2 separate regions of the Homo sapiens genome follow, and region 1 is linked to region 2. Evidence: read pairs that join two places in POLR2A ChIA-PET (ENCODE). Cell type or tissue: HepG2. All regions are shown on one strand. Each heading gives the region's core, and the rest is flanking DNA. Links, peaks and the distances in the headings are about the cores only.

What was found. Peaks named below come from ENCODE experiments on the same cell type or tissue, not always from the same donor. Only the 100,000 strongest peaks of a DNase experiment are listed, where the experiment ranks them.
Region 1: POLR2A ChIA-PET joins it to region 2 with 5 read pairs; 2 of 35 experiments call an interaction of 5 or more read pairs at or near these places.

The regions. Positions count from the first base shown.
Region 1 is chr17:45,916,463-45,932,773 of GRCh38, forward strand. All of the region lies in intron 1 of MAPT (microtubule associated protein tau), which reads left to right. LOC105371800 (a long non-coding RNA gene) reads right to left here. Exons shown (of 4, transcript XR_007065822.1): 2 at 7,897-8,016; 3 at 7,253-7,459; 4 at 4,456-6,342. Among named protein-coding and RNA genes, the nearest start is that of MAPT-IT1, 29 kb to the left of the region's middle. In HepG2, for the core only: no CTCF peak of the experiment used is centred there; DNase peaks (open chromatin) are centred at 7,269 and 7,619; H3K4me3 peaks cover 815 bases.
Region 2 is chr17:45,195,283-45,211,593 of GRCh38, forward strand. All of the region lies in intron 2 of FMNL1-DT (FMNL1 divergent transcript), which reads right to left. Among named protein-coding and RNA genes, the nearest start is that of FMNL1-DT, 18 kb to the right of the region's middle. RefSeq lists silencers at 7,281-7,465, 8,353-8,614. In HepG2, for the core only: a CTCF peak has its summit at 5,560; DNase peaks (open chromatin) are centred at 5,569 and 6,849; H3K4me3 peaks cover 297 bases.

The DNA.
Region 1 (16,311 bases), core at 4,747-9,746, 720 kb after region 2:
CTGCTGCCCAAACCCCCTCTCTGCCTTCCTGACAGTCACCCCAACTCCCAGTGATCCCCATCAACCATCTGACAAGGGGACTGAGAGGGAAGAGAAAGGAGGGGCCCAAAGAGGAAGGTAAAACTGTCGGGAACAGCCCCCAAATGTGTGACAGCCTTCAGTGGAGTTGCCCACTTTCCCTTTTCTCCTCCCTGCAGGACCTCCCTTCTCCCCAGTCCTCCCCAACTTCTGAGGTTACATTGAGAAAAGTCTGCAGAGAGGTGCCAGCATCACAAGGTGTTAAGGACCACGAGTTTGGCATTTTAACAGATGCCAGAGCCACTTGAGAAATGTGGTAACTAAGCCCAGAGAGGTACAGTTAACCTCCCCAGAGTCACACAGCAGGTTCATGGCAAAGCTGGACTAGCACAGGTGTCCTTCCCCTGCAGATCCCCTTCTGTGCCCCACATCACCTCCCTCCAGTGTCTGGGCCACCTGGAGATGGGCCCTCAGACTCACCCGGCCAGAGGTGCCATCTCATGGGAGAGGTCTGGCCAGGAAGCATCGATATTTGAGATCCCAAGAAATGAAGACTTGGCCTGTCAGATGACAGACTTCGGTCATGGGAACACGTGATCTGTTTTACACATGCGTCCCCTCAGCAGCAGCTTTCCAGAACATTCCCACTTTCTTCTGTAGTGAGAAGAACTCTTTCCCTGCAGCCTCCTGCCCAACTCCTCCTTCAGTGTCTTTGCTTCAGTGTCTTTGATAAACCATTCTGCTTTGCAGAGTGCGAGCTCTGCCTTGCAGGGTTCGCATCTGCCTGTGCTGAGTAACCAACGCTAAGGTCGAGTGGTCGGTCACCTCTCATAAGAGCTAGGGTTGTCTCATGCTGATGACTAGGACTTGCCCTCAAGGAGAAAAATAAATCAAAACAAAAGCAAAAACAGCAAACATGCATCTCTTAAAGAAGGCTCTGAGTCCAGGTAAATTTCCTTCCACTGAAGCAGCCAGGCTGAATTCGAATTATCTTTGCCCCTGCTTAAAAACTAATGCAAATTTTCCTAGAGAATATCCACTAATTCCTGGAGGGGGCATGGGCATTCCTGATGCCCATGAGAGGACCATTTGCTCTTCCCTCAGTATGCTAAATAACAGAAGCGACATTTGTTGCTGGAAAGTATCAGTGAAGTTAATAAGGTTTTTCTTGCCCAGGGTGAGGGAACAGTTCCCAATGACAAATGCTGTATGGGAAGGGGCTGTAGAACTGCCAGCCCCTTTGGTCCATCCGTAAAGTGAACTCTGTGGATCCTGGAGGATTCCAGCGTCTTTTTTTTTTTTTCTTTTTTTTTAAGACAGAGCCTTGCTGTCACCCAGGCTGGAGTGCAGTGGCACGATCTCAGTTCACTGCAACCTCCGCCTCCCGGGTTCAAGCGATTCTCATGTCTCGGCCTCCCGAGCAGCAAGACTACAGGTGCGCACCACCATGCCCGACTAATTTTTGTATTATTAGTAGAGACGGGGGTTTCACTCTGTTGGCCAGGCTGGTCTCAAACTCCTGACCTCAGGTGATCCACCCGCCTCAGCCTCCCAAAGTGCTGGGATTACAGGCATGAGCCACCATGCCCAGCCAGCATCTTTCATTTTTCTGTCTGCTTTGGCCCTTTCCTCTCTCACTGTCTTCCTTTTCCATTTCCAAAGTCAGTCCATCTCACTATTAGCACAAAAACTGCTAGAGCGCTTGTCATTGGTCATCTCTCCCTGCACCTGGCTGGTCTGTTCTTGGCCACTGAAGCGTTTCCCCCAGCTGTTGCTTTAATCATTTTATTGTTATTATGCCTTACTTAAGAAATGGATATGAGATGCATTTACCTGTCTCTTCCTGCCACTCTGCAGAGCCAGTAAGATGTGGTGGAAAGGGCCCAGGCTTTGGAGGAGGGCTGGCTGGGGTTGGATCTTGGCTGCCCCCTACTAGCTGTGTGACCTTGGGTAAGTAGCTGGACCTCTCTGAGCCTGGTTCGGAATCATAGCACCTCTCTTTCAGGGCTGCTGTAAGGAATAGCAGTGGTGTGTATAAAGCAGAGCGCACAGCCAGCAACTGGCCCCTAGCCACACTGCTGAGCACCTACTGTGATAAGCTGCCATTGTGGTGTGTGAAGCAAAGGGGAAACATGCCTGCTGTAGTGAGCTTCCTGTAGGGCAGGTTGTAGAACCAGAGGTGGGTTCCAAGGTTACAAAGGGACTCTTAGTGTATTAGTCTGTTCTCACATTACTATAAAGACCTACCTGAGACTGGATCATTTATAAAGAAAAGAGGTTTAATTGGCTCACATTGGCTGGGTGCGGTGGCTCACGCCTGTAATCCCAGCATTTTGGGAGGCCAAGGCCGGCGGATCACTTGAGGTCAGGAATTTGAGACCAGCCTGGCCAACATGGTGAAACCCTGTCTCTTCTAAAATAAAATACAAAAATTAGCTGGCCATGGTGGTGTGCGCCTGGAATCCCAGCTACTCAGGAGGCTGAGGTGGAAGAATTGCTTGAGCCCGGGAGGTGGAGGTTGCAGTGAGCCAAGATCGCCCCACTGCACTCTAGCCTGGGCAGCAGACTGAGACTCTGTCTCAATAAAAAAAAAAAAAAAGAAAAGAAAAAGAATTGCAAGAAATAAATTATTGTTTATGAGCTATATGGTCTGTGGTACCTTGTTGTGGGACTGGGAGTCTTGGCGTCTCCCTGACCCTGCCTGTTGCTGCAGCACCGCTCAGCCCTGCCTGCTCCCTACCTGCCTCCCCTCGGCCTCTCCTGCCTCCACCGGGCCCCTGGTGCCTCCTCTAGAGACAGTCCTCCTGGGACCGATTGTGTTCTCACTTACACGAGGCATCCAGGACTACAGATAACCAGAGGAAGGGGCGCCCCCCCCGCCTGCCCTCCTCCCTGGCATCCTCACGCTGCAGAGGTCAGAGCCTCATCCCAGCCCCTTACCTGCCCCTACTCTGTGGAGAACCGTGGTCAGTTCGCCAGGCCGGATCCACGAACGGCCTTGTGGAAGATGGTGAGCTCACACCCAGAGCTGGCTCCGATGACCCTGTCTCCTTTACATGTTTCTACCTTCCCCTCCCTACCTTCCCCCACTGCTGGGCGCAGAGTGGAGGCAGATGAGGTTTAAAGCTCAGAAGGGCTTAAACGGGTTGGGGCGCAGTGGCTCATGCCTGTAATCCCGGCACTTTGGGAGGCCAAGGCAGAGGATCACTTGAGCCCAGGAGTTCGAGACCAACCTGAGCAACATAGTGAGACCGCGTCTCTACAAAAAATAAAATAAATAAAATTAGCTTTGCAGGGTGGCATGCACCTGCAGTCCCTGCTACTCAGAAGGCTGAGGTGGGAGGATCGCTTGTGCCCAGGAGTTTGAGGCTGCAGTGAGCTATGCTGGCACCACAGCACTCCAGCCTGAGTAACAGAATGAGATCCTGTCTCAAAACAAACAAACAAACAAACAAAAGAAGGCTTAAAGGGGGCTCCAGGTGGGCTTGGCAGCACAAAGCTATGAAGTTCTATCTTAGACACAAGTTCTGTTACTGGGCCTTTGCAGGCTGGCCTGGGTACCTGGCTGCCATAGACAGGGAACCTTCCAGATGAGCTGCAGGCGTGGAGCACAGGAGCCAGGGTGCTCTTCCTGGGCTCTGTCCACAGGCAGAACGTACACAGTCTTTGTACACGTCCGGCGGCTCTGGTGCCTATTTTTGTTTGTGTTTTTCTTTTGTTTGGGGGGATGGATTTGGTTTCCCCCGAGCCCTCTGTCCTCCTGTCACCTGGCTGGTGCTCGGCAATGTTGACCAGCTGCCTGGCTGGAGTTGGCAGTGGCTAAGGCTGTGACAGCTAACATGTTCCTGAGTCCTCTCATTTCTTCACCATAATGCCCTGTTGAGTTTGCAGATACTGTCTCTGTTTTTATCTCCCGGGGAAACTGAGGCTCAGAGTGGCTAGGCCACCTTCCCATGGTCCCTCAGCTCATGAGGGCCACACAGGGCATTGCGGTGGCCTTCTCCTCAGCCTTGACCCTCCGGCCCCAGCATTGCTGCCTCAAGGGGTCTCCTCTGCTGAGCCGTGCACCTTCTGCCTGGCAGCTCCAACTCTGTGGCTGTGTTCAGTGGCTCAGCACTGCCCCTTGACCCTCCCTGGCCTTCTGCGGATGCCAGACTGGAGCACTCTGACAAGGTCTGGGGTGGTTGTATGGGTCCTGTGACCTCTATACACCTCCCAGTGCCTGGGAATCCTGCAGATACACCCTCCTTAGCCGTCCCTAACCATAGAGGACATTTCTGAGGTCCCCGAGAGAGTGGGGCACCCCTGCAGGATCCAACTGCTGGGCCCAGGAAGGATAGCAGCAGCATGAGGGGTTCCATTAGCCACAAACTCACGGCATGGAACCTTCACCCACCTCGCCCCTCATCTGCTGTTTAGCACCTGGCACGCCGTGTATACTTACTGATTATTACATTTTAATGGCAAATTATAGTGGCAAACGTATGCATCTTTGCACAATTGTTGTACAGCATGATGAACAAGTCATTAATAGTAAAGAATAAATGTGAAAGTGAGAAAAATCTGACTGCCAAAGTTTTTACTCCTTCCTTCCCTCCCCAGACTTTTAAATGAAAGTTTAGGGATAATCCCTTAGTTGTCCTGCTAGTAGGACTTGCAATTAAAAGAATTGGGCCAAGAACACTTCTACGCTTCTCCTTTTAGGTTTGGGTGTAAATTCGGGGTATTTCTCACTGATGAAAGCCTGGTGCAGGGCAGACCGTGGGAAGCTTTCATTTCCGGAATGGACCATCAACATCCCTTGGAGAAGAATTCTCTTCTCCAGACCCAGACCTGGTGTCCTGGCACCCATTGGGCAAGTGGGTCCTAGAAGACAAACCTGGTCAGAGCCTGGAGGCTGCTTAGCATTCCCCACGCACATTAGCAGCTCGGAGAGCTCAGGAAGCCGCAGCCCCTCCTTGCCTCACCAGCCTGGATCAGGACAGCATCCCCTGGAAGACACACAGGGCCTGGCCTCTGATTACCCAGCCTGGAGGGAAAGCTCAATCGAGCATCATGTCACCCGGTGCCCCCATGCAGGGTGGCACTGGTGAGACCCCCAAGCCAATGATACCACCTCACAGGAGTGCAGGCCCATTGTGGCCAGATCATCTTGACTTTTCAAGATAAATCAGAAATCGTATTTCCATGAGATATCCCTATTTGCAAGTGATGGTGACTAAATTAGAAGTTTTTGAATATTGTAACATGTTCGTAGGCTGTTTGTCTGGTTTAAACTCTATCTGGAGGAATTCAAGCTAGACTTCAGGAATAACTTCTTGAGGCAAGGATTTTGAGACCTTAGGGAAAGAAGGACGTCTTGGGGGTATTCTGACTGTTGTCCTCCTGGAAGGGAAGAACAGAGAACTAGAAGACTGCCCTTAGCGAAGTTCAAAGCACCTAAGCCCGGGACCCTCAGCAAGTGTTCTTGAGTCACAGATTCTCCCTGAGGCGCCTCTTTCTGGCTCCATAGAATGGCTGATTCTGTAACTCGGTGAGTTTGCTTTTTTTTTTTCCTCCATCACCCAGGCTGGAGTGCAGTGAAGCTGGAGTGCCGTGGAGCGATCACTGCAACCTCTGTCTCCCAGGTTCAAGCAATTCTCCTTCCTCAGCCTCCCAAGTAGCTGGGATTACAAGCATGCAGCACCACACCTGGCTAATTTTTGTGTTTTTAATAGAGACGGCCCGAAGTGCTAGGATTACAGGCATGAGCCACCGCGGCCAGCCATAACTCTGTGACTCTTGTTACAAAGGCCTTATATTTTGCTCTTTGAGGGTGGTTTTGGTTTGATGCCTGTTGGTTGCCATCTTTTAACTAGGGATGTTTTATCAAAATGCCCAGCCAAAGTGTCCAAACAAATTATACCTTAAAGTTTGAAAATGTCTGGCACTTCTAATTCAATGCCTGTTGTGCCAGGCACTGGGCTGCTGAGGAACTGAGTCCCGTCCCTGCAGGCTAGCTAGAGAACACACACACACACACACACACACACACACACAGAGTGGTCTTACAAGTCAGTTTTATATTCTACCTATATGCAATAAAGGTATTATTATGTTGAGGTGCCTTGATATAAAAATTTTTCTTAAAGGAGAGGATGCCTAAAACAGGCATTACCTGAAACCTCCTCTCTCCAGCATTGGTTGTCTTCTGTCATGACTCAGGGTTTTCACTGAGAATGGGATGGAAATGTGGTCTAAAGATAGGGCCAATGTTGGGACTGGATCCCCTCTGGGAAGTCAGACCAGGCTAGGGCAGGTCCTTGAAGCCATCAGGAAAAGCCTCTGGAGCCAGAAACAAAACAAAAAAAAAATGGTGTTAACTAAACTCAGTCTCAAATCCTGAATAGGACTCAAGTCAAGCAAAATAATTAAAGGAGTTAGCAAAGGGCAAGTCAGAGAGACCGAGCAACACCAATGTCTTCCGGGAGCCCTGTGGCGAGTGACAGAGCCTGGACTCTGGAGTAGAACTCATCTTGTGTCTTCTTCTGCCACTCGTTAGCTGGGTGACCTTGAGCCAAGCCCCTTAACCTCTTGGACCCTATGTTCTTATCTCTAAGTAGGGGCTGGTAATATCTTCCCCTTTGAGGAATGCCCTCTAAGGGGTGTTGTGAAGATTCGGTAAGGTGGCAGGGGTAGGACTCCTGGCCAGAAACAGGCACATAATAAATGCTAAGTCTCTCCTTCTCTCCACCTGCTGGATGCTGTAGATACTAAGGATTTCGATGTGAATGAGACAAAACCCCTGCCTTCCAGGAGCCTTTGAGAATCAGAGAACTAGACCCATTTCCAGAACAAGGGGATGCAGGGTCTGGATAAAGTTTTGGGGATCAATAGAGCAGAGGGCTCCCAGAGGATCCCATAGGGTTGACTCCTAACTCAAGGGCATGAGACAACCCCCAGGAAGGGCACCCTGGAAGGGGTCCGGCTGTCCCTGATTTACTTGTGGGCACTGGGGGAATGCCCGGAGCCATCCAGCCCTCAGGGCTCTGTGTGATTCTGGGTTCCTCCCATAAAAGATAATCAGATTCTTTCACGTTAATGTCTTTCTCCACCTCATTGCACATCATGCAGCTATTCATTGACTCAGCAAGTATCAGCTTTGCATGCGACCTTGGCCTACCCACTTTAGCTTTTAGTAATAGCTCCCTTCTTGAATAATACAACCAGTGGGGAAACAGAACCTAACTCTTACCTCTGGGAGGCTTATTTGCTTTGAGAACATATGTCCTGCAGTTTTGTTCATATGGCAGTGAAGTTTCGTGCACACACTCTAGAGCCAGGCAGCCTGGGTTCAAAGCGCAGCTCTGCCAGGTCCTAACTGCATGAATTTGGGCAAGTCGCTCAACCTCTCCATGCCTGAGTTTCCTCATCTGTAAGATTGGAGCAATGGTAATACCTGCTTTTTAGGGTTGAGAAGAGAATTAAATGAATTAAGATGGGTAAAGTGCTTAGAGTGGAGCTTTGCAAGTAGTAAGTGCTATGTAAGTGTTCGATTTAAAATGAAAGACCCTTAAATACATTCTTTGTTCATTTCACAAGCCCTTCATTTCACAACCTTACATTTCACAACCAAGCTCTGTCTCCCCTGGAATCCAGCCATAACTCTGCTCACAAGTGTGAGACAGGCCCCAGCAGAGCTGCACGAAGAGGAGAGAAGGCAGCCCCCCAGACTCCCAACCCCCTGTCCAAGATGGCAAAACCAGAACACAGCCTCTGTACCACCCCAGCAGGTATTCAGAATCTGCAATCTCCAAAGCCCACTTCAATTGTAAATGTAGAGCCACGTGCGCTTTAAGTCACCTGTCACTCTGGAGGCTCTTTTGCTCAGTTCCTCACCATTAGCAGGGATGACAGGGAGTGCAGGAGTGCGGTCGACTCCCAGATATTGGAGAGCGCTGGGCTAGCTGCCCATTCTCCCGGCCTCCACTCCTCTTTGCTGTCCAGCCATCACTTGCTCTTTGAAGGCAAACAAAACAGAAAACAGTGCCAAAAGTATGGGAAGAAAGCCAGCTTCTCCCCTGGGGTGCCTGTGATGCCATGCCCACCCTCCCTGACCACGCAGCCCCTGTGGACCCTCAGGGCCCCAAGCCCCCATTTCCATCACATGCGTACACCCATGTGTGTCCATAGCCGCCCATCTCAGTCAATAAGGCTGCTCCTGCCCACTTGGAATAGTGGTGACAACCAGGAGTGGCTTATGGGAACTATCCCAATGGCCTGACAGCATGTCCGCTGCAAACCGCTGAGGTAGGACACTGCCCTCATGTCTAGCTGATCAGCAAGAGGCGCAGTTGCTTTCTTAGGTAACATTGCTGCTGTGTCCTGGCCATTGCTGGGGGGTGGCACTTAATCTACACCAGAATTTTCCCTCCTGTATCTTCCAAGCTGCTTGGATCTTGGTGCTGAATTAGGTTGGACTTTGTCTTGTGGGGAAGGGAGGACTATAGACCCTCAACGTAAGCAATGGTCAGACTATTCTAAGAAAACTCGCCGAATTAAAGCATGAGGTAAATTTAGTTCTGACTTCTGTCCACCCCACTGCCACTGTCCCCTTTTATCCCATGATCCCTTGCTTTTCTTTTCCTCCTCTCTCCCTATCTCTTGTGTTTGACGCATGATAGGAATTCAGAAATATATGTTTGTGGATTTGTTTATTCACGTAGCAAACCATTTCTTGAGTGCCTACCATGGGCCAGGTAGAATGGGCGGCCCCGGGCTGCAGTGGTTTCTTCAGCCCCTCTCCAGGGTTTACACTGTGCAAGACGGTTTGTGATGGGTCCTCCCATCGAGGACCACACTCTTCTTTCTCTGTGCCCCTTGGTCCTCAGTCTCTGACCCCACTTCAAAGGCAGCATTCACTCAGGGAAGCTCCCATACAATGCTAGTCAGAGTAAAAGTTTGGACAAATTGCCAGGAAGCAGCTTGTCAGTATGCATAAACAGCCTTTAAAATATTACTACTCTTTGACCCAGAATTTCACTTCTAGGAATCTGTCCTAAGGAAGTAGTCACATGCAAAAGATTTATGTACCAAGATGTTCATCAAAGTGTTGTTTTATAACAGGAAGTCTCAGAAGCTGGATAAATATCCAACCTCTGGAAATGGTTAGATAGAATAGTATGTAGCCATTAGAAAATTATGTCTATGGGGTTTAAAATGTCATGGGAAAACACTTCTGACATAAAAGAGCATGAGAACTGTATATTTAGCATAATCTTAACTATGTTTTAGAATGCACAGGAAAAAAATGTACAAACATATTCATAGTGATGTCTCTGGTGGTAGGATTATGATCAGTAAGTACTTCTGTCTCTTCATATTTTCCTGTATTTGATAATACATGCATATGTTGTTTTTAAAATAAGAAAAATTTTAAGTTTAAAATTGGAGCTGAAAAGTGTTTTTAGGTCAGGCGAGGTGGCTCACACCTGTAATAGCACCACTTTGGGAGGCTGAGGCAGTCAGATCACTTGAGCCCAGGAGTTCGAGACCAGCCTGGCCAACATGGTGAAACCCCATCTCTACTAAAAATAAAAAAATTAGCCATGTGTGGTGGCACACATCTGTAATCCCAGCTACTTGGGAGGCTGAGGCATGAGAATTGCTTGAACCCAGGAGGTGGAGGTTGCAGTGAGCCAAGATCGTGCCACTGCACTCTAGTCTGGGCAACAGAGTAAGACTCTATGTCAAAGAAAAAAAAAAAAGAAAAGCCTTTTTAAACAGTAGCAGACATAACTATATAATCCTTACTAAGCTGTCGGTCAAATTTTTATTTATATATTTATTTTATTCATTTATTATTTTTAGACAGGGTCTCACTCTGTTGCCCAGGCTGGAGTACAGTGGCGTGATCATGGCTCTCTTCAAACTTGACCTCCCGGGCTCAAGTGATCCTCCCATCTTAGCCTCCCAAGTAGATGGGACCACAGGTGCATACCACCACACCTGGCTAATTTTTTTTATTTTTTATTTTTAGAGATGGTGTTTACTATGTTGCCCAGGCTAGTCTCAAACTCCTGGGCTCAAGCTATCCTCCCACCTCGGCCTCCCGAAGTGCTGGGGTTACCAGCATGAGCCACTGTACCCAGCCCTCAAATTTTTAAAAATCTATAAGAGACATTATTGGACAATTAGAGAAATTCACATATGGACTTATAATAGTATCAGAGTGTGTGGTGTGATGGTTCTGGAGGGAATGGACTTTTTCTTTGGAGACAGGCTTTTCTATGCCCACCCTTTTATCTTGCTAACTTATCATCATCCAGGTTCCAGCAGAAACATTACTTCCCCCAGGAAATTTCTTAAGGGTGCAGTATCATGATGTCTGCAGCAAATTCTCAAATAGCTCAGGAAAAAAGTACGTGTGTGGTATGAGTGTGTGTATGTATGTGTGTATATATATACACATATATACACATATATATACATATATGTGTATATATATACATATATGTGTATATATATACACACACATACACATATATATACACACACACATACATACATGTATTTTTATATAATTATATATGCAGAGAGTGCAAATGTTGCCAAGTTAAAGATTGGTGAGTCTAGGTGAAGGGAATATGGTATTTATTGTATTATTTGTGCAACTTTTCTTAAGTTTGAAAATTTTCAAAACAAAAAATTGGAGGAAGAAGGCATGCCAGTCTACCCCAAGCCCTCCATTGGAATGCTGAAAATCTAAACAATGTGATTTGGCAATTTCATTTCTTTTCTGTTGTGGGCCAGTAGTCCTTAGATGTTGGGGAAGGGGGTAGTCGCTGAGGTGTGGTTGACTTAGGATGGAAGAAGCAGAAGTCAAGACTCCCAGGGTCAAAGTGGTTTGCTCTGCTGACCCAAGTGTGGGAGGCCCAGAGTCAGCGTTTCAGGTGTGCTAATTCAGCATGGTTCTATTCACGGCCAAAGTCCACCCTGGGCACCTCTCTGGCAGCAATCTTGGGTGACTCTACTAAGGCCAGGCCTCCATGACCCTATGTCTGGATCCCATATCTCCACCTCTCCCACTGTCTCAGGAACGGTGCTTAGCTTTTTCTTTTCCCTCTCCTGTCTTCTTTGCCAGCATGTAGAAAGTTTAAATAATTCCCCTCTTTACAACAAAACAAAACATACCCCCTTCAGTCAACCACCCTAGCTCTCTTCTCCTTTTCCCAGCCAGATTTTTTTAAAAGCATCCTAGGCCAGGCGCGGTGACTCACGCCTGTAATTCCAGCACTTTGGGAGGCCAAGGTGGGTGGATCACAAGGTCAGGAGATCGAGACCATCCTGGCTAACATGGTGAAACCCCATCTCTACTAAAAATACAAAAAAGTAGCCGGGAGTGGTGGCAGGTGCCTGTAGTCCCAGCTACTCGGGAGGCTGAGGCAGGAGAATGGCGTGAACCTGGTAGGCGGAGGTTGCAGTGAGCCGAGATGGCGCCACTGCACTCCAGCCTGGGTGACAGAGTGAGACTCCGTCTCAGGAAAAAAAAAAAAAAAAAAAAAAAAAGCATCCTCAGCACTTTGGCAACTCCATCTCCTCCCAACATGTCCCTGTTACTGGAATCCAGCCAGGACTCAGCCCCGATCTTTCTACTCTAACCAGTTGTCTCAGTTAACAAGGACAGGTTTATGCTGCAGTGACAAACAAGATCCCAAATTCTTGTGGCTTCACACATCTGGCACCACCTCATCTTCCAGCCTTAGGAGTCATCTTTTAGTTCCTTGAAAACTCTTTACAGTTTTCTGTTGGGGCCTTGTCATATACTATTCCCCTGGAATGTTCTTTCCTATCCCCTCCCTTTCACCTTGCTAACTTGTGCCCATCCTTCAGGTCTCAGCAGAAACATCACTTCCTTGGGGAAGTTTTCTCCAACACCCACACTACACAGGTGTCCCATCTACACTCCTATGACTTTGTGGTACTTGTCTCACTTCATTTTCCACTGCCTTCCCCACAAGGCACCTGCACAAGGGCAAGGACCGTACCACTGTACCTATGTCACTCATTGCTGTGGTCACCTGCACTCTGGCTGCCTACCTTAACTACACATTAGAATCACCTGAGGAGCTTTTAAAGCCACAATGCAAGACTCCACCCTAGGCCAATTGGATCCAAATCCCTGGGGTAGGGCCAGACATCAGTGGAGTTATATATACATATATATATTTTGTTTGTTTGTTTGTTTGTTTTTTGAGACAGAGTTTTGCTCTGTCACCCAGGCTGGAGTGCAGTGGCGCGATCTTGGCTCACTGCAAGCTCCGCCTCTCGGGTTCACACCATTCTCCTGCCTCAGCCTCCTGAGTGGCTGGAACTACAAGTGCTCGCCACCACGCCCAGCTAATTTTTTTGTGTTTTTAGTAGAGATGGGGTTTCACCGTGTTAGCCAGGATGGTCTCGATCTCCTGACCTCATGATCTGCCTGCCTCATCAGCCTCCCAGAGTGCTGGGATTACAGGCATGAGCCACTGCACCCGGCCATCAGTGGATATATTTTTAAAGCACTGCAGAGAATTCTGTTGCATCAGCTTGAGAACCACTGATCTGCCTTGTGCTTCACATTTAAAACTTTTTTTTAATGAATAAATAAACCCCAAAAAATTAATCTCCCTAAGCCTCCCTAGAAGATAGGATGGTAAGGATATTTTCCTAGGTAAAAATATGTTAATTTCATATTTCATGAAATTTCATGTTTCATTTCAATCAAGCTCTGTCATACACCTTACATGGGGCAAGCCCAGTGCCTGGGCAGGGTGTAATTATACTCATTACACAGGCAAGGAAAAGTCACATTAGGTGATGGAGCACAAATAGGCAGTTAATGGTTTCAGGGCTAGTTAGGATATGTTTGTCTTTCAATTGCAAGTAATAGAAGCCCAAAGAAATTGGTTATTTATATAATATAATTGATTGGTTCCCAAATTTGAAAAATTCAGGAATAGACCCAGCTTAGGTACAGCTGGATCCAGTCACTCAAACAATGTCACAAAGAACCCTTTGACAGGAATGTATCCTGTGTTGACTCTACTTTGCTCTGAGTAGTCTTTCCCCAGGTGATGATAAAAATGGTCATCATCGCCAGGCTTGTGTCCTGTTTAGTAGGAATATACAAGAAGAGCTCAGTAAATGCTGGCCCCACCACTAAGCAAAAACAAAACTTTTGTTGTTGTTATTGTTGTTTTAAATAACAGCTTAGACCTTTCTTCTTTCCTTGTTATTCTCTTTCATCTGTAATCCAGTTTTCTACTTCTGAAGTATAGAATGTTCTGATGATTTATTCTTCATTACCCACAACTTGCACATGTTTATTTAAAAATGCCAGGATTGCCTGGCCGTTGTGTGCTGTTAACCTTTGTTTGCTGTTAGTGGATCCCTGAAGTTCAGGCTCCCAGGGGAGCAGATAATGGGTATCCAGTTCCTGCAATATCCACCCTCTGGCAAGCCAAGTTCCTTCCTGGGTAAGGTTTTGCCTACCTGCATTCCTAGGGAAGTTTCTGGGCCTGACCACCAAGCCAGCTCTGAGAAGGGGTGCATAAGCCCCACCATGCTTTGGCTCTGTCCCTATAGAATATTTTATGTTGTTACTGAAAACTAAAGGAAGATGGGTGCGGTGGCTCATGCCTGTAATCCCAGCACTTTGGGAGGCCAAGACAGATTGATCACTCGATGCCAGGAGTTCAAGACCAGCCTGGCCAACATGGTGAAACCTTGTCTCTACAAAAACAAAACAAAACAAAAATTAGCCGGGTATGGTGGCATGCACCTGTGGTACCAGCTACTCAAGAGGCTGAGGCACAAGAATCTCTTGAACCTGGGAGGTAGAGGTTGCAGTGAGCCGAGATCGCACTACTGCATTCCAGCCTGGGTGACAGAGCAAGATTCTGTCTCCAAAAAAAAAAAAAAAAAGAAAAGGAAAGCTAAAGGAGAGAGACTAAAATGATATCAGGTTCCTGGAGAACAAACAGACATGATTTTGCTTCATGGCAGGACAGCCGGAAGAAGTGGGATTATATCCTCACATTACAAATAAGAAAACTGAGACTCAGAATGGTTAAGTCACTTGTCCCAGGCCACACAGCCAGTAAATTACAGAAACAGAATTTGAACCCAAATCTTCCAGCTCCAAAGCTTGTGTTCTTTTCACTACCTCCTGCTTAATTTTTTAATTTCTAAGATTAGACCCTTCATCTATCCATGACACCTGCCTGTCATCCCCTGAAAAAAGGTGAACGCCGTTCAGAAATTTTTCTAGCCTGAGCTCACTCCCAGTTCACTTATTTTTGCTTTGTCATGGCTGCCCAGTCCCCACTTGTAGACCAGGAATAGGTCATGGCTGCGGGGACTACACGCTGTCGCTGCTGCAAGGGCCGGCCTCTGTTTCCGGGGCTGAGTGGGGGCCAGACCTGCCAGGAGCACCATCTTCTGTGGGTCCTGCCTGGATGTCACATCCCGGCCCCAAGAAGTCACTGCAAACCTTCGTATTATTGAGCTTCACATCCTAGAATTTGCTGTCACTGTGGCTGCTGCATGAAGTTGTCCTGAGAGAAACGGGCATTGTCATTAACAGGGAAATTGATGGTCTGGGGGAAAAGTCATCCTCATTCTCTTGCAGATCTATGGGTGATTGAGACTGGCTGATGTTGAAGGGGTTTCTCAGCCATCGTGTGCCATGTTATGGAACAGTGGTGTAGCCAGCCATTTGACACCCAGCGCTGACCTTTGTTTAACAACCTCACCTATATATGACAAAATGATTGTCAGAAATAATCGTGTAATGAAATGACTGTAATAATGGCCAGAAAAGAAACGCAGATAGTAAAATGTTTCTCTTGTTGAACTCTGTACATATAATTGCACCAGGATTTTTTTCAAATAAAAAGTAAATATTATACTACAAAAAAGGGAAAAAGCACAAGCATTTATTAAATAGCTTTCTATATCTTTCTGAGTTTTGATCCTTTGATTGCAGACTGATGTAATATTTTATGTAAATCATTGCTTGGTTACTAAGTGAACTTTAAGAAAAGTGAGACGTCTGCAGAAGTTGCCCATAATTTAGCAGCTACTGTATTGTACCATTGATGTACGGCTTTATTTTCTTGATTAATTATTTAAACAATATAATTCACAATTTTAAAATAATAAATTTCCACTTAAAATGGTATTTAAACTCAGCAAAATATATCATCTATGAGTAAAATTTGTATTTACCAAGCAAAAATATTACAGTTTGTGGTTCACATGCTGTCTCACTGTTTTAAATTTTAAATACAAAAACTCCAAGTAGGCTGGGTGTGGTGGCTCACACCTGTAATCCCAGTACTTTGGGAGGCTGAGGCAGGCATATCGCTTGAGTTCAGGAGTTCAAGATTTGCCTGGGCAACATAGTGAGATCCTGTCTCTACTGAAAACAATTAGCTGGGTGTGGTGGCACATGCCTGCGGTCCCAGCTACTCAGGAGGCTGAGATAGGAGGATCACTTGAACCCTGGGGGACAGAGGTTGCAGTGAGGCAAGATTGCACCACTGCACTCCAGCCTGGGTGACAGATTGAGACCCTGTCTCAAAAAAAGAAAAAAAAAAAAGAAACACAAAAACTCCAGGTGGTCGCACAGAATGACAGGACTGAAGTAACTTAGCTCCAATTTCTGTCTTCATAATCACTGTCCTACCATTGTCTGTGCTTAGAATCTACTTGCTTAATGCAGGAACATGTGTTCTCACAGAGATGGAAAATGCAAATGGCGCCAGAAGCAAGCTGGAAATTCTGAACCATTAAGAATTTACTCTCTGCCAGGCACGGTGGCTCACGCCTGTAATCCCAGGACTTTGGGAGGCTGAGGCAGGCAGATCATCTGAGGTCAGGAGTTCAAGACCAGCCTGGCCAACATGGTGAAACTTCATCTCTACAAAAATACAAAAATTAGCCAGGCATGATGGTGGGTGCCTGTAATCCCAGCTACTCGGGAGGCTGAGGCAGGAGAATCGCTTGCACCTGAGAGGTGGAGGTTGCAGTGAGCCGAGATCTATCTGCACCATTGCACTTCAGCCTGGGAGACAGAGTAAGACTCCATCTCAAAAAAAAAAAAAAAAAAAAAGAACTTACTCTCAAAATAAATACGTGTGGCTGACTCCACATATGGTAGGGCCAACTGTATAACTAGAAGTTCTCCAAATAACTTCTGTGGAGAAAAAAAAGTTTATTAAAGGTTAACTTTTTTAAAGTGCTAACTAGAACCTTACTAACACTGAGATC
Region 2 (16,311 bases), core at 4,910-9,909:
TTTAAGAGATTCTTCTGCCTCAGCCTCCTGAGTAGCTGGGACTACAGGCGTGCACCACCACGCCCAGCTCATTTTTGTGTTTTTAGTAGAGACAGGGTTTCACCATGTTGGCCAGGCTGGACTCGAACTCTTAACCTCAGGTGGTCTGCCTGCCTTGGCCTCCCAAAGTGCTGGGATTACAGGCATAAGCCACTGTGCCCAGCCCCAAGTCCTGTTTTTAATAACTGTTCCCCAAGGTAACCTCCATCCTGACCCCTAACATAGATTAGTTGGCTGTTTTGGAATTTTCTATGAAAATAAACATGCTATATGTACCCCTTTGGTGCTCAGTTTCTTTCCTTCAACATTATATCTGTGAGATTTATCCATGTTGTTATGAGTAGTAGCTGTTCATTCTTTTTCATTGCTGTATAATATTCCATTGAATTAATAAACTAAAGTGCCTTCATTCATTCTGCTGCTGCTGGACATTTGGGTTGCTTCCAGTTTGGGGTTATTATGTATGATTAGTGTTTCTATGAAAATTATTTTACATGTCTTTTGGTACACATGTGCATGCATTCCTCTTGAGTTTATATCTAGGATTGGAGTTGCTGGGTCATACTATATAAATATATTCAATTTTAACAGAAAATGTTAAATGGTTTTCCACCCTCACCAGTTCAGTATGAGAATTCCTTTGCTCCACGTACTTGGCCCACACTTGGTGTTGACTGCTTTTTTCATTTTAGCCATTCTAGTGGAGATGGACTTCCTTGTTTTGTTTTGTTTTGTTTTGTTTTGAGATGGAATTTCGCTCTTGTTGCCCAGGCTGGAGCGCAATGGCATGATCTTGGCTCACCACAACCTCTGCCTTCCAGGTTCAAGGGATTCTCTTGCCTCAGCCTCCCCAGTAGCTGGGATTACAGGCATGCGCCACCACGCCTGGCTAATTTTGTATTTTTTGTAGAGACGGGGTTTCTCCATGTTGGTCAGGCTGGTCTGGAACTCCTGACCTCAGGTGATCTGCCCTCCTCAGCCTCCCAAAGTGCTGGGATTACAGGGGTGAGCCACCTCTCCCAGCCCAACTTCCCTGTTTTAAGTTAAATTTATTGTGCTAAGCATTTTACATGCATTTTTTTTTTTTTTTTGGAGACAGAGTCTTGCTCTGTTGCCCAAGCTGGAGTGCAGTGGTATGATCTCGGCTCACTGCAACCTCCGCCTCCTGGGTTCAAGTGTTTGTCATGCCTCAGCCTCCCAAGAGCTGGGATTACAGGTGCATGCCACCATGCCTGGCTAATTTTTGTGTTTCTAGTAGATTGGGTTTCACGATGTTGACCAGGCTGGTCTCGAACTCCTGACCTCAAGCAATCTGCCAGCCTTGACCTCCCAAATGGCTGGGATTACAGGCATGAGCCACCAAGTCAGGCCTTTATATCATCTTCTTTTTTTACCTACATATCAACTCCATGAGGAAGGTATTGCTGTTAACCCTGTTTTACAGATGGGAAACTGAACTTAAAGTTAGGGAACTTCAAGGCCACATAGTGAGGGCTAGTGCAGAACCTCCAGGCTTTACTGTCCCTATTGCTGTGGTCTGTGCCATCTGGTAGTGGTGGAGGGGGTCCCACGAAGACAAATTACTGGAAGCCGATGACACAAATACAGTAACTGGGATATTATTCGAGGTGCACTGGGGGCCCCAAAGCCGAATGAGATGAATTCCACTGCACGGGCTGGAAGGAGTCACAGAGAAGGCCTGGATTGAACTGAATCTTTGGACAAATTTAGAGTGATAGTACCCATCTCTGATGGTCCTAGTGAGGATTTAAGGTGCTTTAAGCATTAGGTAAAGCTCCTGGTACTCGCACATAGCGGGTGCTCAGTGAAGGGCTGTTGAAGGAATTAGTGAACGCATGTAGGATCGGGAGACCTATGCACAGTTATGGTCTTTCCTGGAGCCAGGGGATGGACAAAATGACCTCTCTAGGCCTCTTTCGTCCTGAGTTTGAGTAGGTCAGGGGAAAGCCTAGGGTAAAGGGCCAGCTCCACTAGCCCAGGCAGGGAATGACTCCCCCTGCCCAGCCCCTATGACTAAGGGGCTGTGAGAGCAACTCCTTTCTAGACAAGGAAGAAATAATGTCACAGGGCATTGTCTGCGCTGCTCCCCAGCACCCTGTTACCCCTTCTCCAGCTCTACCCTGAGCTCTGGATCCAGCAGAAGGAACTGAAGTCTAGGACCCACAACCCCCAGAAAAAGGCCCAGGCAGGGGGATGGGCTGGGGAGGTGTGTGTTTGTTTTGAAAGCCTGTAGAGGAGGAGGAGGAGGGGGAGGAGAGGGAGATGGGGTGGAGGAGAGTAGGAGGTGGAGGAGAGGAGGAGGAGGAGGAGGAGAGGGAGATGGGGTGGAGGAGAGGGGTAGGATTAATTTGCAGCTTAGATTTTAGGGCCAAGGATTGAAGCCTCTTCCTGCACTCCTCCCCTCCTCCACTTGGCATTATCCCAAGGAGTTGCCTTGGGGCTTCCGTGATGGCGACGGGAATGCGGGGAAGTTGAGGGCCTGGGAGCCCGAGGCCAGATGGAGGCAAAGAGGAGTGAGGCTGCTCACAGACCCTGGTGGGCTGGGTTCTGGAAGAAAACCATGGGCTGACCAGCTCCAGGGCCTGGCTGAGCCTCAGCCAGGTTCTGCCAGAGCTGGCTCAACAGCGGCACCTGCCGGCTGGGGCCCTCTCTGCGGGGAAGGGCTCCTCCACCGCCCTGGGAGCCCCGCGGGTGAGTCGCTCCTGGCCTGGCTCTGTGGCCTCCCCAGAGGTCAGATCAGGAAATGTTGCGAGCCGAGGAATGTTCTGAAGCGGAGGGCCTCTGCCCTTCTGGCCTCCACCTGTGCCCCTAACACTACCCTGTTCACCCAGGACACTAACCGAGGGCCAGGGCTGGGGGAAAAAGAGTAGGATGAAGGCCACTCACTTTAGGGAGGTTCCTGGTTTGGGTAGTTATTATTATTATTATTTTTTAATTTGGAAATACTTTAAAGCTTACAGAAGAGCTTCAAGAATGATACAAAGATTCTTCCTCCCTTACCTAGATTTATCAGTTGATAACATTTTGCCCCATTTGCTTTCTTTCTCTCTTTGTATATACAGTAGATAAAAACGTAGTTTTAGTTGGTTGAACGTGGGGGACAAGAAAATGAAAAATAAAAAATTAACAAAACAACATAGTTTTAGGCCAGCAGCAGTGGCCCATGCCTGTAATCCCGGTACTTTGGGAAGCCAAGGCAGGATAATCACTTAAGCCCAGAAGTTTGAGACCAGCCTGGGCAACATAGTGAGACCTCGTCTCTGCAAAAAAATAAACAAAATTAGCCAGCTGTGGTGATGTGTAACTGTAGTCCCAGCTACTCAAGAGGCTGAGGTGGGAGGGTCGCTTGAGCCAGCGAGATTGAGGCTGCAGTGAGCCATGATTGCGCCACTGCACTCCAGCCTGGGCGACAGAGCGTGGCCTTGTCTCAAAAAACAAAAAACAAAAAAACAATAAAAGCATAGTTTTTTTTTGGTATATTAACTGAACTGAAAGTGGCAGCCATCATGCCCCTTTGCCCCCAAATACTTCAGTGGGTATTACCTAAGAACAAGGATATTTTCTCGCATCACCACAGTTCAGTGAAATTTAACATCAATACAATAATTTACTGTCTATATTCCAATTTTTATCAATAAGGATCCTTTAGAATATTTTTTCCCTGTAGTATAAGATCCAGATCAGGATCACACATTGCATTTAATTGGCTTCCTCTTCTCCTTTTTTTTTGAGACAATGTCTCACTGTGTCACCCAGCCTGGAGTGCAGTGGCGTGATATTGGCTCACTGCAGCCTCTACTTCCTGGGCTCAACAGATCCTCTCACCTCAGCCTCCTGAGTAGCTGGGACTACAGCGTGCCAGCACACCTGACTAATATTTCTTTTCTTCTTTTAGAAATGAGGTCTCGGCCAGGTGCGGTGGCTCACGCCTGTAATCCCAGCACTGTGGGAGGCCGAGGCAGGCAGATCACGAGGTCAGAAGATCGAGACCATCCTGGCTAACACAGTGAAACCCCGTCTCCACTAAAAATACAAAAAATTAGGCAGGCGCCTGTAGTCCTAGCTACTCGGAAGGCTGAGGCAGGAGAATAGCATGAACCCGGGAGGTGGAGCTTGCAGTGAGCTGAGATCACGCAACTGAACTCCAGCCTGGGTGACAGAGCGTGATTCCGTCTCAAAAAAAAAAAAAAAGAAAAAGAAAAAAAAGAAATGAGGTCTCACTATGTTGCCCAGGCTGATCTACCCACCTCGGCCTCCCAAAGTGCTGGGATTACAGGCGTGAACCACTGTGTCCGGCCATTTTTCTTCTTCTTCTTCTTTTTTTTTTTTTTGAGACGGACTCTTGCTCTGTCGCCAGGCTGGAGTGCAGTGGCGCGATCTTGGCTCACTGCAACCTCCGCCTCTTGGGTTCAAGCAATTCTCCTGCCTCAACCTCTGGAGTAGCTGGGATTACAGGCACTTGCCACCATGCCCAGCTAATTTTTGTATTTTTAGTAGAGATGGGGTTTCATCGTGTTGGCCATGATGGTCTCGATCTCCTGACCTCGTGATCTGCCCACCTCGGCCTCCCAAAATACTGAGATTACAGGCATGAGCCACCACGCCCAGCCATTTTTCTATTTTTTGTAGAGACAGGGGTCTCCCTATGTTGCTCAGGCTGGTCTTGAACTCCTGGGCTCAAGCAATCCTCCTGCCTCAGCCCCCAAAGTGCTTGCTGGGATTTCAGGCATGAGCCACCACACCCAGATATTTAGGCTTCTTTATTTTTTATTTATTTTTATTTTTTGAGACTGAGTTTTGCTCTTATTGCCCAGGCTGGAGTGCAGTGGTGCGATATCGGCTCAACTGGGTTCAAGTGATTCTCCTGCCTCAGCCACCTGAGTAGCTGGGATTACAGGTGCACGCCACCACACCCAGCTAATTTTTGTACTTTTAGTAGAGATGGGGTTTTGGCATATTGGCCAGGCTGGTCTCGAATTTCTGGCTTCAGGCCATCTGCCCATCTCAGCCTCCCAAAGTGTTGGGATTACAGGTGTGAGCCACCATGCTGGCCTAGGCTTCTTTAATCTGGGGCAATTCCTCATCTTTTTCATCTTTCATGACATTTTTTCAGAGTAGGACTCCCCCACACATTTTTCCTTTTAATCGAATGCACCTTATTTGAGGTTTGTCTGGTATTTCCTTATGGATAGATTCAGGCTATGTCTCCCTGGTGCAAATATAAGCAATATTATATTGTTTGGGTGGAGTTCTCTCCACTTTAAGGGATTCATGGAACTTCTGAACCTCTGAGGTTGATTAACCCCTGAGTTGTCTGTCAAAAAAATCAGATTTTCAAAACAAGTTAAGAAGGACATCATGAATTATGCGTGTGTCTTCACTCTGCTGATGGCTGGCTTAGGCTCTGCATTCTCTCTCTCCCTCTTCCCCTCCCGCTACCGAACTTGCCCTTGAAATTTCAGCAGCTGCTGTTGAAAGCATTCTTTTTGAAGGCCACTAGGGACCCCTAATTGCCCAACTCAGTCGCTTTCATAGTCTTCATCCTCTTGACCTCTTCTCAGGGCAACGGACTGGCTCACCCGCCCTTCTCCCTAAAACCACAGAAGGCCGCGCTTGGCTGTCCCAGTCTCTGCCCATTTCCTTCAACAAAAATGACAGAATGCCGGCTGCTCTGGGAGGTACAGAGGTGGATCCACTGTGGAGCCAGCTTTGCAGGTGGTGGCTTGTCAGGAAAATTCTGCAGGTCCTGGTCTTTTTTTCTTTTCTTTTCTTTCTTTTTTTTTTTTTTTTTTGAGACTGAGTCTCACTCTATTGCCCAGGCTGGAGTGCAGTGGCATGATCTCGGCTCACCGTGACCTCCGCCTCCCGGATTCAAGTGATCCTCTTGCCTGAGCCTCCCAGGTAGCTGGGATTACAGGCGCCCACCACCACGCCCAGCTTATTATTGTATTTTTAGTAGAGACAGAGTTTCACCATGTTGGCCAGGCTGGTCTCCAGAACTCCTGACCTCAGCTGATCTAGCCGCCTTGGCCTCCCAAAGTGCTGGGATTACAGGCATGAGCCACCACACCCGGCCTGGTCCTGGTATTTCTTGTATACTCCCCACACCCCAGTGAAGATGTTCTCTCAGCTTTTGTCCTCAGATGGGGTGCCTGGAATTGGTCTTTCCCCTGGAGGAGCCCCACCTTCTAGTGGTTTCAACTTTGCCTCTCCTTCAACAACCCAGGAGGGCAGCCCTGAGTCTCTGACCCTGACTCAGTGGATGTCCAGGCAGAATTATGTCAGGAATGGATCTGGGCTTAGTGTTTCTTCCTCAGCAGCCCCTAGGGCAAACAGACCTCCCCTCATACTCCTTTCCCAGGCCGTGAGCTCTTTTTAGGCAGGTTGGGGTCTAATTCTTCTCTATCCCTCGGCACTGGGCATGCAGTTGGCCCTCCATCAATATTTATGGAATAATGGCCAGGCGCAGTGGCTCATGCCTATAATCCCAGCACTTTGGGAGGCTGAGGCGGGAGGATTACTTGAGGTCAGGAGTTCAAGACCAGCCTGGTCAACATGGCAAAACCCAGTCTCTACTAAAAATACAAAAATTAGCTCGGTGTGGTGGCGCATGCCTGTAATTCCAGCTACTTGGGAGACTGAGGTAGGAGAATCATTTGAACCTGGGAGGCGGAGGTTGCAGTGAGCCGAGATTGGGTCATTGCATTCCAGCCTGGGTGACACAATGAGACTCTGTCTCGAAAAAAAAAAAAAAGTTATGCAATAATGAGCAAAGAGGTTCAGGGCTTGCCTAAGGCTTGGCCTTGCTCTTGGCTTTCATCACAGGGACCTACATGTTGGCTGGCTGTTGGGAGGGAGAGCTTTGGAAACTGGCTGTCCCTGGTACAGGGGAAACAGTGAAGAAAGCTGGGTCCCAATTTCTGGGTTATTGTCTCGGCTCTGCCATTTTCTTTTTCTTTTTTCCCCCCAGTTATTGTTTCCTGTTTTTTCTTTTTCTTTTTTTTTTATTTTTTGAGACGGACTCTCGCTCTGTCACCCAGGCTGGAGTGCAGTGGCACAATCTCGGCTCACTGCAAGCTCCGCCTCCTGGGTTCACGCCATTCTCCCGCCTCAGCCTCCCGAGTAGCTGGGACTACAGGTACCCGCCACCACGCCCGGCTAATTTTGTTTTTGTATTTTTAGTATAGACAGGGTTTCACCATGTTAGCCAGAATGGTCTCGATCTCCTGACCTCGTGATCCTCCCGCCTTGGCCTCCCAAAGTGCTGGGATTACAGGTGTGAGCCACGGTGCCTGGCCTGTTTTGTTTTGTTTTTGTTTTTGTTTTTTTAGATGGAGTCTCACTGTGTCACCCAGGCTGGAGTGCAGTGGCACAATCTCGGCTCACTGCAACCTCTGCCTCCTGGGTTCAAGTGATTCCCCTGCCTCAGCCTCCCAAGTAGCTGGGATTACAGGCACCTGCCACCACGCCCAGCTAATTTTTGTATTTTTAGTAGAGACGAGGTTTCACCATGTTGGCCAGGCTCATCTCAAACTCCTGACCTCAGTTGATCCACCCACCTCGGCCTCCCAAAGTGCTGGGATTACAGGCGTGAGCCACTGCGCCCAGCCCGTTCCTTTTATAAATTATTTCAGTAGGCTTTTGGGGAGCAGGTGGTGTTTGGTTACATGGATAAGTTCTTCAGTGGTGATTTCTGAGATTTTGGTGCATCCACCACCCAAGCTTGTACACTGTACCCAGTGTGTAGTCTTTTATCCCTCGCCCCCGCTCCCAATCTTCCCCTAGAGTCCCCAAAGTCCATTGTTCATTCTTATGCCTTTGTGTTCTCTTATACGTGAGAACATATGTTTGATTTTCCATTCCTGAGTTACTTCACTTAGAATAATGGTCTCCAATTCTATCCAGGTTGCTGCAAAGGCCATGATTTTGTTTCTCTTTTTTTTTTTTTTTTTGAGACAGAGTTTCGCTCTTGTTGCCCAGGCTAGAGTGCAATGATACAATCTCAGTTCACAGCAACCTCTGCCTCCCGGGTTCAAGTGATTCTCCTGCCTCAACCTCCCGAGTAGCTGGGATTACAGGCATGTGCCACCACGCCCAGCTAATTTTGTATTTTTAGTAGAGATGGGGTTTCTCCATGTTGGTCAGGCTGACCTCGAACTCCTGACCTCAGGTGATCCGCCCGCCTTGGCCTCCGAAAGTGCTGGGATTACAGGCATGAGCCTGTATATATGACATTTTCTTTACCCACTCATTGATTGATGGGCATTTGGGCTAGTTCCATATTTTTGCAATTGTGCAATTGTGAATTGTGCTGCTATAAACATGAGTGTGCAAGTCTCTTTTTCATATAATGACTTCTTTCCCTCTGGGTAGATACCCAGTAGTGGGATTGCTGGATCAAATGGTAGATCTACTTTTAGTTCTTTAAGGAATCTCCTGGCCCGGTGCGGTGGCTCATGCCTATAATCCCAGCACTTTGGGAGGCCCAGGTGGGCAGATCACGAGCTCAGGAGATCGAGACCATCCTGGCTAACACGGTGAAACCCCATCTCTACTAAAAATACAAAAAATTAGCCAGGCATGGTGGCAGGCGCCTGTAGTCCCAGTTACTTGGGAGGCTGAGGCAGGAGAATGGCATGAACCTGGGAGGCGGAGCTTGCAGTGAGCTGAGATTGCGCCACTGCACTCCAGCCTGGGTGACAGTTCAAGACTCCATCTCAAAAAAAAAAAAAAAAAAAAGGAATCTCCATACTGCTTTCCATAGTGGTTATACTAGTTTACATTCCCACCAGCATCATAAAAGTGTTCTCTTTTTACTACATCCATGCCTACATCTATTATTTTTTGATTTTTAAATTATGGCCATTCTTGCAGGAGTAAGGTGGTATCGCACTGTGGTTTTGATTTGCATTTCCCTGATAACTAGTGATGCTGAACATTTTTTCATATGTTTGTCGGCCATTTGTATATACTCTTTTGAGAATTGTCTATCTATTCATGTCCTTAGCCCACTTTTTGATGGGATTGTTTGTTTGTTTTTTTTCTTGCTGATTTGTTTGAGTTCCTTGCAGATTTGGGATATTAGTCCTTTGTCAGATGCATAGTTTGTGAAGATTTTCTGCCACTCTGTGGGTTGTCTATTTACTCTGCTGATTATTTCTTTTGCTGTGCAGAAGCTTTTTAGTTTAATTAAGTCCCGTCTATTTATCTTTGTTTTTGTTGCATTTGCCTTTGGGCTCTTGGTCATGATGTCTTTGCTGAAGCCAGTGTTTAGAAGGGTTTTTCAAATGTTATCTTCTAGAATTTTTATGGTTTCAAGTCTTAGATTTAAGTGTTTGATCCATCTTGAGCTGATTTTTATGTAAGGTGAGAGATAAGAATCCAGTTTCATTCTTCTACATGTGGCTTGCCAATTATCCCAGCCACCATTTGTTGAATAAGGTGTCTTTTCCCCACTTTATGTTTTTGTTTGAGTTGTTAAAGATCAGTTGGCTGTAAGTATTTGGATTTATTTCTTGGTTTTCTATTCTGTTCCATTGGTCTATGTGCCTGTTTTTATACAAGTACCATGCTGTTTTGGTGACTATGGCCTTATAATATAGTCTGAAGTTAGGTAATGTGATGCCTCCAGATTGGTTCTTTTTGATTAGCATTGCTTTGGCTATGCAGGCTCTTTTTTGGTTCCATGTGCATTTTTTTTTTCAGATGGATTTTTTTTTTTCTGTCGCCAGGCTGGTGTGCAGTGGCACAATCTCGGCTCACTGCAACCTCCGCCTCCCAGGTTCAAGTGATTCTCCTACCTCAGACTCCTGAGTAGCTGGGACTACAGGCACGCGCCACCATGCCTGGCTAATTTTTGCATTTTTAGTAGAGACAGGGTTTCACTGTGTTGGCCAGGATGGTCTCAATCTCTTGACCTTGTGATCTGCCCACCTCTGCCTCCCAAAGTGCTGGGATTACAGGTGTTAGCTACCATAGCCAGCCCCACATGAATTTTAGGATTGTCTTTTCTAGTTCTGTGAAGAATGATGATGGTATTTTGATGGGAATTGCCTTAGAGTTTTGAATTTCTTTTGGCAGTATGGTCATTTTCACAATATTGATTCTAACCATCCATGAGCATGGGATATGTTTCCATTTGTTTGTGTCTATGATTTATTTCAGCAGTGTTTTGTAGTTTTCCTTATGGAGGTCTTTCACCTCCTTGGTTAGGTATACTCCTAAGTATTTTATTATTATTTTTTGCAGCTATTGTAAAAAAGGTTAGATTCTTGATTCTCAGTTTGGTCATTGTTGATATACAGCAGTGCTACTGATTTGTGCAGATTGATTTTGTATCCTGAAACTTTACTAAATTTGTTTATAAAATCTGGGAGCTTTATGGATGAATCTTTAGAGTTTTTCTAGGTATATGACCATATGATTGGTGAACAGCGACGGTTTGACTTCCTCTTTACCAATATGGATGCCTTTTATTTCTTTTTTTTTTTTTTTGAGATGGGGTCTTGCTGTCTCCCAGGCTGGAGTGCAGTGGCGCAATCTCGGCTCACTGCAAGCTACCCCCCGGCTGGGTTCATGCCATTCTCCTGCTTCAGCCTCCCGAGTAGCTGGGACTACAGGCGCCTGCCACCACGCCCGGCTTATATATATATATATATATATATATATATATATATATATAGTATTTTTAGTAGAGATGGGGTTTCACCGTGTTCACCAGGATGGTCTTGATCTTCTGACCTTGTGATCCGCCCGCCTCGGCCTCCCAAAATGCTGGGATTACAGGTGTGAGCCACTGCGCCTGGCCTGGATGTCCTTTATTTCTTTCTCTTGTCTGATTGCTCTAGGTAGGACTCTGCCATTTTCTTGACCTTGGATATGTCACTAAGCCTCTCAGCGCCCCAGTCTCCGCATCTTAATGAAATAATGGGACTAGTAACACCAACCTAAATGTATTGCCACAAGGATGAAACTAACAAGACCCTTTCACAGGCCCAGTGCCTGGTGTTCAGCGGGTCTTCGATAATTGTTCCTTCTGTTAGCATTCATTAAACACCTACTGTGTACCAGATGCCAGGTTGTGCTCCCCTAGCCCCAAGAATGGACCTAGGTTTTCTAGGTGGCCCCCTTAGTCCACTCTCTCCTCTTAGCTCAGCAGCTCTGGGCAGCTGTGAGTCCCAGTCTATTTGGCTGCAGATTGGATGGGACCTCACCTGCCCTAGTTTGTTTGTTTGCTTTTTTAAGATGGAGTCTCGCTCTGTCGCCCAGGCTGGAGCACAGTGGCATGATCTTGGCTCACTGCAACCTCCACCTCCCTGGTTCCAGTGATTCACCTGCCTCAACCTCCCGAGTAGCTGGGATTATAGGCACCTGCCACCACTTCTGGCTAATTTTTTATTTTTAGTAGAGGTGGGGTTTCACTATTTTGGCCAGGCTGGTCTTGAACTACTGACCTCAAATGATCCACCTGCCTCAGCCTCCCAAAATGCTGGGATTACAGGCATGAGTCACCACACCTAGCCTGTTTATTTTTTGAGACAATTTCTCACTCTGTCACCCAGGCTGGAGTGCAGTGGTTTGATCACGGCTGACTGCAGCCTTGAGCTCCTAGGCTCAAGCGATATTCCCACCTCAGCCTCTTGAGTAGCTGGGACAACAGGCACACACCACCATGCCTTGCTAATTTTTTAGTTTCTATAGAGACAGGGTCTCACTATGTTGCCCAGGCTCATCTTGAACTCCTGGTCTCAAGTGATTCTCCGCCTTGGGCTCCCAAAGCAGTAGGATTACAGGCAGGAGCCACTGCAGCCGGTCCCCATCTGCCCTACTTTTTGTAAGACTTAGGGCCTTGAAAGAAATGACTACATTTTCCTCTTCTGGCTGGGTTGTCAGAGCTGTTTCAGACAGACTGACAGACCAGTAAAGGTGACAGCTGTGGTTTGTAGCCTCTCAGGTCAGTCAGACACAGCCAGAGTGAGAGAAGTGACCAAATGTCTCCTTGGCAGACCGTTTCGAAGATTAAGACACTTAATCTAAGATTAAGATTTGGAGGCTAAGTGTGGTGGCTCATGTCTGTAATCCTAGCACTTTGGAGGCTGAGGTGGGAGGATCACTTGAGGCCCAGGAGTTGGAGACCAGCCTAGGCAGCACAGGGAGAATCTGTTTCTACAAATAATTAAAAAAAAAAAAAATTAGCTGCGCATGGTGGTGCACGCCTGTAGTCCCAGCAACTCAGGAGGCTGTGGTAGGAGGATTGCCTAAACCCAGGAGGTGGAGTCTGTAGTGAGCCATGATTTTGTCACTGCACTCCAGCCTGGGCAATGGAGCAAGACTTTGCCTCAAAATAAATAAATAAATAGGCCAGGTGCAGTGGCTCACACCTGTAATCCCAGCACTTTGGGAGGCCGAGGCGGGTGGATCACGAGGTCAGGAGATTGAGACCATCCTGGCTAACACGGTGAAATCCCGTCTCTACTAAAAATACAAAAAAAAAAAATACAAAAAAAATTTTTTGAGACACTCCATCTCAAATAAATAAATAAATAAAATAAGTAAAAATATAAACATTTGTTGTTAACCAAGAAACTCCTCCTGGCCTCCCTCAGCTGTCCCCTCAGAGGCACCATGAAAAGCAAGAGGGCTAACGTGGGTTTGAATCCTGGCTCTGCCACTTTATAAGTGGGTGACTTGAGTTACTTCATCATTAGCAGCCTCAGTGGCCACTAATGTAAAATGAAACTAGAATAATCTCCAGTTCACAGGGTTTCTGTTTGTATCTCATCCTTTGGATTCTCTCTTCCCAGACTCAGTGATCACTCTCAAACTCAGCCCTTGAATTTTTGTTTTTTTTGAGACAGGGTCTGGCTCTGTTGGCCAGGCAGTGCAGTGGCACAATCATGGCTCACTTCACCCTCTACTTGCCTGGCTCAAGCAATCCTCCTGCCTTAGCCTCCTCAGTAGCTGGGACTACAGGTGTGCACCACTACACCTGGCTAATTTTTAAACTTTTTTTTTTTTTTTTTTGAGATGGAGTGTCACTCTGTCACCCAGGCTGGAGTGCAGTGGCGCGATCTTGGCTCACTGCAACCTCCGCCTCTCGGCTGATTCTCCTGCCTCAGCCTCCCGAGTAGCTGTGACTACAGGTGCACAGCACCACAGCTGGCTAATTTTTGTATTTTTAGTAGCGATGGGGTTTCACCATATTGGTTAGTCTGGTCTTGAACTCCTGACCTCATGATCTGCCTGCCTCGGCTTCCCAAAGTGTTGGGATTATGGGCATGAGCCACCGCGCCAGGCCTTTTTAAACACTTTGTAGAGACGGGGTTCCACTGTGTTGCTCAGGCTGTCCTCGTACTCCTAGGCTCAAGTAATCCTCCTGCCTTGGCCTCCTGAGTAGCTGAGACTTTGGGTTTGTGCTACCATGCCTAGCTAATTTTTTTTTTAATTTTTAGTAGAGACAAGGTCTTGCTATGTTGCTCAGGCTGGTCTCTAACTCCTGGACTCAAGCCGTCCTCCCACCTCAGACTCCCAAAGTGCTGGGATTACAGATGTGAGCCACCACAACTGGCCAGTCCTTTAGTCTTTACCCCTCCTCCTTTGACCTCAGAACTGACTATTGCCAAGTTTGTCCTGCAGATACCTTCCCTCCAAGCAATTGCTGCATATTCATCATCCTCACCTTCACTTCCATTTTTAGGGCACTGTGTGCTCAGAACTTTATACATGGCTTTTTTTGTTTGTTTTTGAGATGGAGTCTTGTTCTGTCGCCCAGACTGGAGTGCAGTGGCATGATCTCAGCTCACTGCAACCTCCACCTCCCAGGTTCAAGCGATTCTCCTGCCTCAGTCTCCTGAGTAGCTGGGACCATAGGTGCCCGCCAACATGCCTGGCTAATTTTTGTATTTTTAGTAGAGACAGGGTTTCACCATGTTGGCCAGGCTGGTCTCAAACTCCTGACCTCCGGTGATCCGCCCGTCTCAGGCTCCCAAAGTGCTGGGATTACAGGAGTGAGCCATAGCGCTCGGGCTATACAAGGTATTTTTGATGTTCTGTTGTAGATATTTTCTAATTTCTGTTAGGAGTTCTTCAAGCCACAAATTTTTAATTAATTCATTCATTAATTTATTTATTTTGAGACAGGGTCTCTGTGGTCCAGGCTGGAGTGCAGTGGTTTGATCATGAATCACTGCAGCCTTTAACTCCTGGGCTCAAGCAATCTTCCCACCTCTGTTTCCCGAGTAGCTGGGACTACAGGTGTGCGCCACCATGCCAGGCTATTTTTATTTTTAATTTTTTTTATAGAGACAGGGTCTCACTATGTTGCCCAGGCTGGTCTCAAACTCCTGCACTCAAGCGAGTCTCCTGCCTCAGCCTCTGAAAGTGCTGGGATTACGAGCATTAGCCACTGTGTCCAGCCCCATGAATTATTTAGAAGTGCATTTTGACTTTTTTTTGAGACGGAGTCTTACACTGTCACCTGGGTTGGTGTGCAGTGGCACGATCTTGGCTCTCTGCAACCTCCGTCTCTCGGGTTCAAGCGATTCTCCTGCCTCAGCCTCCCGAGTAGCAGGATTACAGGCGCCTGCCATCACGCTCGGCTAATTTTTGTATTTTTAGTAGAGATGAGGTTTCACTATCTTGGCCAGGCTGATCTTGAACTACTGACCTCATGATCCACCCTCTTTGGCCTCCCAAAGTGCTGGCATTACAGGCGTGAGCCACTGCGCCCAGTGCATTTTGACATTTAAAAATGCATGGGGTTGTTTATTTTTAAAAATTATTGATTTCTAATTTAATTCTATTGCTGTTAGAAAATGTGGTCTATATGATATTTTGAGTTGATGGAGACTACTTGCTTTATGATCTGATATGTGGTCATTTTTGTAAATAGTCCGTGTGTATCTGAAAGTAAAAGTGTGTTCACTAATTGTTTGAACTGGAGTATTTAAAATATTCTATTAGATTATGCTTGCTGATTGCATCGCTCAAACCTTTTAAATCCTTACTGAATGTTTTGTCTGCTTGATGTACCAGATCCAGAGGGAGGTGATTTAAATCTTCCATTGGTAGATTTGTCTATTTTTCCCAGTATTTCTTTCTTTTTTTTCTTTCTTTTTTTTTTTTTTTGAGACGGAGTCTCGCTCTCTCGCCCAGGCTGGAGTGCAGTGGTGCGATCTCGGCTCACTGCAAGCTCCGCCTCCCGGGTTCACGCCATTCTCCTGCCTCAGCCTCCCGAGTAGCTGGGACTACAGGCACCCGCCACCACCCTCGGCTAATTTTTTGTATTTTTAGTAGAGACGGGGTTTCACCGTGTTAGCCAGGATGGTCTCCATCTCCTGACCTTGTGATCCGCCCCCCTGGGCCTCCCAGAGTGCTGGGATTACAGGCATGAGCCATTGAGCCCGGCCTATTTTTCCCAGTATTTCTGTTTTATGATTTTTGAAGCTATGTTATTAGGTACATACAACTGTAGAATGGATATATCTTTTTTTTTTTTTTTGAGATGGAGTCTCGCTCCGTTGCCCAGGCTGGAGTGCAGTGGCGTGATCTCGGCTCACTGCAAGCTCAGCCTCCCGGGTTCAAGCCTTTCTCCTGCCTTGGCCTCCCGAGTAGCTGGGACTACAGGCGCCCGCCACTATGCCCGGCTAATTGTTTTGTATTTTTAGTAGAGACGGGGTTTCACCGTGTTAGCCAGGATGGTCTCGATCTCTCCTACTAAAAAAATACAAAAATTAGCTGGGCATGGTGGCATGCGCCTGTAATCTCGATCTCCTGACCTTGTGGTCTGCCCACCTCAGCCTCCCAAAGTGCTGGGATTAGAGGCGTGAGCCACTGTGCCTGGCCTAGAATGGATATATCTTATTGATAGATTGAGGTAAGCAAGTATCCCTAGCATCTCTCTCTGCTGGGTAGATGTTTTTTCCATTACTATCGAAGGATATCACCTTTTGGGCACCCTTGACTTTTTCTTTCTTTCTTTTTAAAATTTTTTTTTGAGACAGGGTCTTGCTCTGTCACCCAGGCTGGAGTGTGGCGGCATGATCTTGGCTCACTCCAGCCTCTGTCTCCTGGGCTCACGTGATCCTCCCACCTCAGCCTCCTGAGTAGCTGGGACTACAGGTGTGTACCACCATGCCTGGCTAATTTTAAGTATTTTTTTGTAGAGATGGTGTCTCACCATGTTGCCCAGGCTGTTCTTGAACTCTTGGACTCAAGCGATCCTTCTGCCTCAGCCTCTCAAAGTGCTGGAAT